Regions from separate parts of the Mus musculus genome. Here region 1 is linked to region 2. The links are chromatin contacts, found by POLR2A ChIA-PET in ENCODE. All regions are on one chromosome and are shown on one strand. Each heading gives the region's core, a stretch centred on a gene start or an enhancer-like site at or near the end of the contact. The rest is flanking DNA. Distances are from core to core; before and after follow the strand shown.

What was found. ChIA-PET counts read pairs that join two places held with the same protein, here RNA polymerase II (POLR2A).
Region 1: POLR2A ChIA-PET joins it to region 2 with 10 read pairs in embryonic stem cell. The contact joins the promoter of Ckap5 here to the promoter of A330069E16Rik in region 2. POLR2A ChIA-PET finds 5 or more read pairs at or near these places in 3 of 5 experiments (Patski and embryonic stem cell).

What each region holds. Positions count from the first base shown.
Region 1 is chr2:91,523,878-91,528,623 of GRCm38, forward strand. Ckap5 (cytoskeleton associated protein 5) reads left to right here and starts at 2,885. Exons shown (of 44, transcript NM_001165989.2): 1 at 2,885-2,973. It also overlaps the pseudogene Gm13770.
Region 2 is chr2:91,235,342-91,239,805 of GRCm38, forward strand. A330069E16Rik (RIKEN cDNA A330069E16 gene) reads left to right here and starts at 1,805. Exons shown (of 2, transcript NR_015464.1): 1 at 1,805-2,060; 2 at 2,381-3,016. Ddb2 (damage specific DNA binding protein 2) reads right to left here and starts at 1,725. Exons shown (of 10, transcript NM_028119.5): 1 at 1,349-1,725. The coding sequence starts at 1,475.

The DNA.
Region 1 (4,746 bases), core at 1,635-4,134, 290 kb after region 2:
TGGACATAGCAAACTGAAGACGAGGTAAAACCTTTCAATGATTACAAACTCACTAGAAGCAAACCCTTTACAATTATCAGGATGCAAAGGAAAAAACAACCTTCCAAATCGATAATAATTCTAAGTAGAGTAGGCAGATCAGATTGTAATGCTGCTACAAGTTCAACAGCCTCACTGACCTTTCATAAATCTTGAGTTTAAACTTTATTTTGAATGACACCTGGATAGATCTGCAATAATGCTATTTTGGCTTAAAAATAATTCCCTGGAGGTGAGGCTTAGACCCCCAAAACTTCCATAGGCAGTGTTTGCAAGACAAAAGAAACACCACACAGGCTTCACTGAGGCTGGTCTGAGCTTTGCAAATATAACTTAACTCAAATATAAATATTTCTTACTCTGAGCATACTGCCTGAGTCCTGGCCCAAAGATTACACCTCCTGCAGTGAGGACAGATTCCAGGGGAGCAATTCTACTGTCTTTGCTTTCTATGGCCGGGTGGCCAAGCTGCGTTAGTGTTCTCATAAGACAATTGTGTAACAAAAGGAGCCCCTGCTTGAGGGTCTCCAAAAATTCTACTAGCTGCTTTTAGTAGCCTACCCACAAACTCCTTGAGGGCACAGTTCCTCTCCTTCCTTACATGTAACTGTTCTTCCCACCTCTCTTTCACTCCTTCCTCTCTTGCCCCTGTAGTCTCACTCTACAGAAAGCAATTCCCAAATCAATACCACTTAAGACTTAATCTAGTCTTCCAGCTTCTTTCGTAAGCCTACTTAGATGATTCCATTTAAACATCTCGTTGGTACCTGAGAGTAAACAAGCTTAAAACTGGCCTCTCCTCCCTTCCCGTGAGACAGGCCTCTCCTGATTTTCCACTTCCATTTGGGCAGTAACAGCCCTCCCAGGCTCTGGGCTCTAATCCTGACTCTTTCTTGGACTCATTTTTCAAAATAGGGCCCACCTCTGCTGTGATGGCTGTTCCTGGTTGTCAACTTGACTACATCTGGAATGAACCACATTGCAGAAATGGGAGGACATATTTGCGATCCAGATCTTGAGGTTGGAAGACACAGGCTTCTGACCTGTATCTTGACATGAAGATCTTGAGGCATAATGGCCATGAAAAGCTGAGGCCCAGGCAAGGTAGTACACCCCTTTAATCCCAGGGGACTGGGACTCTGGAGAACTCTGACTAATACACAAGTTGGTACCTAGAGTGCAGTGTTCTATGGACATCCCATAATTTATATGGCCATGTGATTTCCAGATTTCTGTTTCTAATATCCCAGTGGCTCAGTAACATTCTTACACTTTTTGTATATGTGCATAATAAATGCCTCTTAGTAGCATTACTGAGCTAGAGAATCTGTAGATCTCAAAATTGTCCTCCTAGAAATTTGCACTCAAATTTAACAGTGAGGTTGAGCATTTGTGTCTCCAAATCTTTGTTCTGAGACAACATCCTACAGCCCCGGCTGGCTTCCAATGCACTACATAGCTGAGGCTTGCCTCAAATCCCATACTCTTGCCTCTACCCCTAGAGTGCTAAAATTACAGGTGAGACCCACCATACTCACATCTTTCTTCTCTAACTCTTGGGTGTTTGTTTCTTTGTTTCTTAGGTTGGTTTTGGTTTTTCAAGATAAGGTTTCTCTGTGTAGCCCTGTGTAGTCCTGGAACTTGCTTTGTAGACCAGGCTGGCCTTGAAATCAAAGATCGGTCTGTCTCTGCCTTGTTATATTAAATCCTCACATTAAATTTGTAAAAAAAAAAAATCATTGTTATACACGTGTCTGTAATCCCAGTACTTGGAAGGTGTAGGTAGAATGATGCTACAAATTTGAGGCATCCTGGTCTATGTGCCAGTTCCAGGTTAGCTTGGACTACAGAGTGGAACCTTGTCTCAAAGACTAAAACAGTGCAGGCAAGATGGCTTAATGGGTAGAGGTGTTTGCTGTCAAGTCTGGGGACCTGAATTTGAGTTCCTGAAGCCATATTGTGGAAGGAGAGGACTGGTGCTTAGCAAGTTGTCCTTGAACTTCCTTGTACCACACCCCATAGTGCACATAAATGAAATGTAGTAAAATAGATTTTTGACAATCATATTTCATCAAATGAATCCTCTCCTTTTCATAAGCACAAGCATTTGTGAAGTAAATCTTGTAGTTCATAAAGGCCATTCCTAGACTCTCAGCTTGTTGTACTAAATCCTTACATTAAATTTGATTTTTTGTTTGTTTGTTTGGTTGGTTTGTTTTTTGAGGTAGGATTTTTCTGGCTGTCCTGGAACTGGCTCTGTAGACCAGGTTGGCCTCAAATTCAGAGATTTGTTTGCCTCAGATGGGATCAAAGGCGTGTGCCACCACGGTCTTTAATTTAAACTTGTAAGGAAATTTAAACATTTACATTAAATTTGTAAGGAAAACATAATTATCCCATTTCCTACACAAAGAAACAGAGGTCCAGATCAACTGAGAAAAGTGATTTGTTCAAAAGAAGTCCAAGACTACAATTTAGCATTCGAGGCTCCTTCCACTACATCTCAGTTGCCTCTTGCTTTCCTCTCAGCACAGAATGATTGCAAGCTCTCCAAAAAAAAAAAAAAAAAAAAAAAAAGGTGTGGGAGGGAGATGTTGACAGCAGTTTAAACATCAGTAGGTAAAGGCAACGTGATCATGACTGGAAATGCAGAGTTTTCCACACACCTTTCGCTCTTCTATCAGAAGCCTTGGTAGCCATTCCTCCAGCCACTGGGTGACAAGCACCTGACCCGCAGCCCTGGGAAACACAGCTGCGCGCGTTCCCTTTAAGGCCGCAGGCGGCGCGTGCCCACAGCTCTTTCAAACGGACCAATAAAGGGGCGATAGGCGGTTCTCCGAGGACCAATGAACAACGAGGACACTGCGGGGTGTGCGGCGGCCCAAGCGGTTTTAAACGGCTTAGAGCAGGCCCCTCGGTTCTGACCCGGCAGAGGTGAGTGGGCAGTGGGTCTCACCTGCCGGCCTGGACCCTGGGGACCCGGCGTCGCGCGCGCTAGAGGACCCACGGCCGCGGGCGGGGCCCCCGCGGACGCGCGCCTCCGCGTTCTCGCGAACCCGGCAGGTCTGAGGCGGCGGAGCGGGGCGGAGGCCTGGGAGCCCGCGGCTGGCAGGGCGGGGGGCGTGGGCGCTCGCTTGTGTTGGTGACCCGGGCTGGGGGTTCAGGTGAGCAGAGCACGCGGCGGGGGAGCTGCTGCAGCTTCGGAGGTTCGCTGGCGGCCCCGGGCCGCGCCTGAAGGCTGAGCTGTCCGAGGCCGGGGCGGGGGCCCTGCCGGCAGGCCCTTGGTGGAGGAGTGCGCCTCGCGGAATTGTTAAATGAATGAACAAGAGCACGGGAGGGCTGTGGTGGGTGTGAAGGGCCTAGTTGTCTCCTCCGAGCCGGGACCAGAGCCTGGTGCCTGGGCCTGCCTCCATCCCTGCGTCCACTACCTGTGATGATTTTGTAAGGATGCTGTTCATTCGCCGCCCCGCCCTTGGTTTTCTCCCTCAGAAAGTGTCAGCAGAGTTCAGGGATTTTGCAGCTCTGAAGGTTTCCGGCACCAGTACAATAGCCAGCAGGGTAGGTGAGCCAGGCCTTGCCGCTAGGTGAATGAGATTCTCACTTTTTAGCGCTTAGCAAATCCTTGTTGAGAGAGCTGCCCAAAGTCGTGGTAATTGCTATGCAAGATTGAATGCATCCCATTTTGTTTCTTGCGGAGGGCAGGATGAAAGAGATGTTGCCAGAGAGGCTGCTGTGTGTAAAAGAATATATTCTTGTTGATGAATCTTAACAATGAGTTTCTGATTCAGCACCAGTAGAGGTTTTTGCAGAACTTGTCCCAAATTTATGCATGACTCTTAATTCTCCTAGGAACCAAGGCATTAAATCTTGGCCCAGATAGGATGCTTGTATTACATTATGCATAATTATAGAACTGGAAACTCATTTTTAGAAAGGTGAAATATTTTTTCTCCATTTTCATCACCCTGAAAACATCTTCTGTGACCTAAAGAGCGAGAATATAAATCAAGTTAATGGTCATTTGAGACTTTTCTAAAGTGACTGGTCAAGTACGATTTAATAAAGAGAAAATCAAAATCAACTTTTTTTTTTCCAATATAAGTTAAATCACTGTAGTAAGCCTGTAATGAAAAAATTGTACACAAAACTTTTACTTTTTTTTTTTACCTGGGGCTGGAGAGAGGACTCAGTATTTAGGGGGCAATGGTTGCTTTTCAAAGGAGTTGGGTCTAGTCCCAGCAGCCACAACCGTTTGTAACTTCAGGACCATGGGGACTGATGCCCACTTCTGGCATCCATGGGTGCTGCATATACGTGATACACACACACACACACACACACACACACACATACACACTGGCAAAACACCTATACATATACATATTTTTAAGGACCTTTTGTTTATTTTTGTGAGTGGGTGCATATGCTTGGTGTCAGGCAAATTGCCTGACGTCTATCGTGTGGGTCTGGGGACCAAACCTTAGTTGTCAGGCTTGGCAGAAAACACCCTTACCATTTAACCCTCCTCTCTGGTCCCAACATTTTTACATACGTTTTTAATGCTGTTCACATAAGGAGGTGGCAAGCAAAGGTATTCCATTACAATATGCCATATACTTTCCTCTCTTTTAAAGTTTGGATTATCAATTTTGAGTTATGTGGGCTGGTGTGTGGTAATTCAGCAGCAGCAGTTCAGTTTGGAAAGAG
Region 2 (4,464 bases), core at 555-3,054:
GTAGACCAGGCTGGCCTCGAACTCAGAAATTCGCCTGCCTCTGCCTCCCGAGTGCTGGGATTAAAGGCGTGTGCCACCACGCCCGTTTGTTTTTTTTTTTTTTTTTTTTTTTTGAGGGACAATCTTAAAGATCACAAAATAACATCAGGGCTGGTGAGATGGCTCAGCTGTGGTTAAGAGCACTAACTGCTCTTCCAGAGGTCCTGAGTTCAATTTCCAGCAACTACATGGTGGCTCACAACCATCGGAAATGGGATCCGATGCCCTCTTCTGGTGTATCTGAAGACAGCTACAGTGGACTCATACATTAAATAAAATAAATCTTAAAAAAATAAAATAAGAGCTATCCAAATACAGTGGTGTATAACTGTAATCCTAGCACTCAGAAGCTGCAGCATACTTGGATTGGAGGCCAGCCTGGGCTATAGAGCAAGACTCTGTATTTAAAGAAATACTAAATAATGTCATGAGCAACCATTACTTGAGTGGAAACCAGAAGAATGCAGTAAGGTTTAGAAAAGTTCCAAATTGATTAGGTGGCTTCAAGGAAGAGAGGTAAATCAGAGTATAATAAAAATAAGCCGGGAATGGTGGCACACGCCTTTATTCCCAGCACTTGGGAGACAGAGGCAGGCGGATTTCTGAGTTCTGAGGACAGCCAGGGCTACACAGAAAAACCCTGTCTCGAAAAACTAAATAAATAAATAAATAAATAAACAAACAAACAAATAAATAAAACAACTCTGAATTACCAAGCCCTTCTGGTGGACCCAATCTATAAGTCCTTTTTTTCTCTTGACAACTTTCCTTTCTTTTCATGGCTAAAACCACTCTTATCAATTTATCACATTCCTTATAGCCCCAGGTTCAAGTCCTGGTAAACCTCTGAGAATGCGCTTTCTGAAGAAAGGAGGGAGGGAATTTCAGACTCTCAGAGCTAACATAACCGAGAGGCTATGAAAGGGAGGATTACTTTGAAACAGTAGATGTGTAAAACTTCTGGAACAAGGAAAGTGGGGACTGTGGCTTTTACGGTGATGGCACTCATCTGACTCTTTCTGTCACCTGGGGTAGAGGTGGGGGGGCTGTTCAACTTAAAACTCTCTGCTGTCAATGAACTGGCCAATAAAACCAGTCGGCAGCGTGTGGCTCAGTGGCAGCCCACTTGCTGAGAGAACTGGAGGCCTGGGTTCGAACCCTCGATCTCCCAAATAAAATCACAGCCTGAGGCGACAGAAGCCAAGAACTGCTTCAGAAGCCCAGGCACAAGCACCCACCACCCCAGCTTCAGCCTCTGGCGCGAGCACCCTGAACCCCCGGAAAGCTAAGGCAGCAGCACAGGCCGTACCGGGACCCTGCACACGCAGCTTCTTGGCTTCGGGCTCCAGCTCCTGAGGACCTCTGCGACTTTTGCTCCTGAGGAGCACCGCAACGTCGGGGGACTTCTGGGTTTCTGGGCATTTCTTGGGAGCCATGACGTACTCGGTGAAGAGATATCAAGCTCTGTGGCAAAATAACGAAGCAAGGAGTGGAAAAGCCTCCGTGGAGAAAACAGGAAGGGACTACGTATGAGGCAGCGCCGTCGCAGGTAGCGCAGCTAAGACACCTTCGCGCCAAACGCTCCTCCGGGCTGCTTTACTTTTAGCCCCGCCCCGTCCCCTCAGGGCTGTCCCGCCCCTTGGAACTGCCCCGCCCCCTCGGGATTGCCACAGTAGGGGGCTGTCTTGCCCCCGGAACTGCCCCGGACTGCCCCAACCCCTCGGGCACGGCCCGCCCCCGGCCGCTCCTCCTCTTCCGGAGTAACGTGTGCAGCTCACAGGGAGGGTTTTTTATTTTAACTCCCTAGGAGCTGGGCCTTGGCTTGTGCTGGATCTGAAGAAAGCCGATTATTTGAACCTGAGGAGGGAGCGCTGGCCGTAAACCCTGCATGCTGGAGGCGGAGCCAGGCGGCGTTTCAGGCCAGCCTGGTGTACACGTTCCAGCAATCCGGTGACCTACGCAGAGAAACCCTGTCTCGAAGAACAACAAAGAGAGAGAGAGAGAGACAGAGACAGATAAAAGTAGGTAGTTTATGTCTTAAAAAGAGCAAAGATTCAAGTGTGGCTAAATATTTCTCATTTCCCCCATTAATAATAGGTGTCTCTAGGGCTGGAGAGATGGCTCAGTGGTTAAGAGCACTGACTGCTCTTCCAGAGGTCCTGAGTTCAATTCCCAGCAACCACAAGGTGGCTCACAACCATCTGTATTGGGATCTGATGCCCTCTTCTGGTGTTTCTGAAATGACAGTGTATTAAATAAATAAATCTTAAAAAAAAAAAAAAAGTGCCTCTGATTACCCAATCACAGCCTTAGCATTTGATTCTTTCCTCTCGCTTTACAGATGAATGTATTTTACCTCATACTATAGAAAAGAGCTGTATCTATGGTGGCAGGCTCTGTGTAATTCCCAACACTGAGGAGGCTGAGGCATGAAGAGTTTGCCTGGACTACACTGATATCTTGTAAGGATCAGATAAGAGTGAGAAAATCTGGGGCTGGAGCGATGGCTCAGCGGTTAAGAGCACTGACTGCTTTTCCAAAGGTCCTGAGTTCACATCTCAGCAACGACATGGTGGCTCACAACCATCTGTAATGAGATCTGACTCCCTCTTCTGGAGTGTCTGAAGACAGCTACAGTGTAATTATTTATAATAATAAATAAATCTTTAAAAAAGAAAAAGAGTGAGAAAATCTGGCATGCTATTGCACAGCAAGGTGACAGCAGACAATGGGTTTGCTGTATATTTTCTAAAGGTAGAAAGGTTTTGAATGTTTTCACCACAAACGATATCTGAGAAGATGTGCCTAACCCAATTTAAAGAATACAATATGTGTGTGTCAAAAGTAATGTATTCCTTATGAAGATGATACTTACATAAACATATGTAAAATTTATATGTTTTAATGTAGTTTAATTTTATTTTAAATTAAAATGATGCTCTAGAAGAAAATAAAAAGCTGAACCCAGCACCAATAATGGGGATGTCCTAAGATGTGCTTAAATTAAGAATTGTAGCTTAGTGGCTGGAGAGATGGTTTAATGGCTAAGAGAGCTTGCTGCTTTTTCAGAGGACCTGAATTCTGTTCCCAGTACCCAGGCAGGTGGCTCACAAATACCTATATGTAACTCCAGCTCCAGAAGACCAGACACCCTTTTCTGGACTCTGCAGGCAGATGCAGCCATATATACACATAAGCACATAAAGAAACATGTATACACATAAGTAAAAAAAAAAAAATTACAAGCTGGTCAGTGGTGGAATATGCCTTTAATTCCAGCACTTAGGAGGCAGAAGTAGGTCTAGTCTGCAGCGCTAGTTCCAGGACAGCAAAGGCTACAGAGAAACACTGTCTGGAAAACCTAAATAAGTAAATAAATAGCCAAGGCTGCAGAGAAACCCTGGGAAAACAAAACAAAGAAATAAGTAAACCCAGCAGTGGTGGCGCATGCCTTTAATCTCAGCACTTGGGAGGCAGAGGCAGGCGGATTTCTGAGTTCAAGGCCAGCCTGGTCTACAGAGTGAGTTCCAGGACAGCCAGGGCTACACAGAGAAACCCTGTCTCGAAAAACAAACAAACAAAACAACAACAACAACAACAAAAAAGAATCCTAAAAAAGTTGTAAGATATTAACTAGGAAGATTATGAGGGAAAATAAATCACTTGAGTTTGTATAGGTCCACTTCGGGGTTTTGTTAGCCTGTAATGATCAGAATGGTCATCTATTTTATTTTTACACTTTGTTTTGGTGTGCTTCATGTGTCTTTTTTGTTGTTGCTTGAGAGAGCATATCACCAATAGCCCTGGGTGGTCTAGAACTCAGTCTGTAGTCAGGCTGGCCTCCACAGAGATCCACCTGCCTCTGCCTCCTGAGTGCTGGGATCAAAGGTGTGAGACACCACTGTCTATACTGGTATTCTCTTAATCAGACGTGGTGGCTTATACTTGCAATCCCACCCAAGTTAAAACAGAAAAATGTTTTGAGTCTGAGTCTAGCCTGGGCAGCACTGTGAGTTCCAGACCAGTTTAAGCTACACAGTGCGTCCCTGTCTCAAACCAAGCAAACAAGTAAATAATAGTAAAACCCAAAAGCAAACATAACAACAAGCAAACCAAAGAGAATGCCAGCTTTTGGTTCAAGGAGCGATATTTTTCGTAAGAAATATTGTCGTTTGGTTTTAGATGAGTGAGTGTGTGTGTGTGTGTGTGTGTGGTGTGTGTGGTGTGTGTGTGTGGTGTGTGTGTATGTGTGTGTGGTGTGTGTGTGTGGTGTGTGTGTGTGTGTGGTGTGTGTGTGTGTGGTGTGTGTGGTGTGTGTGTGTGTGTGTGTGTGTGTGTGTGTGATTAGAAGCTTTCTTACTGTTTTTTAAAGTACCCTCAGCCCCAAATTAACAATCATACCAAAGTAGTATATTTGAGAGTAGT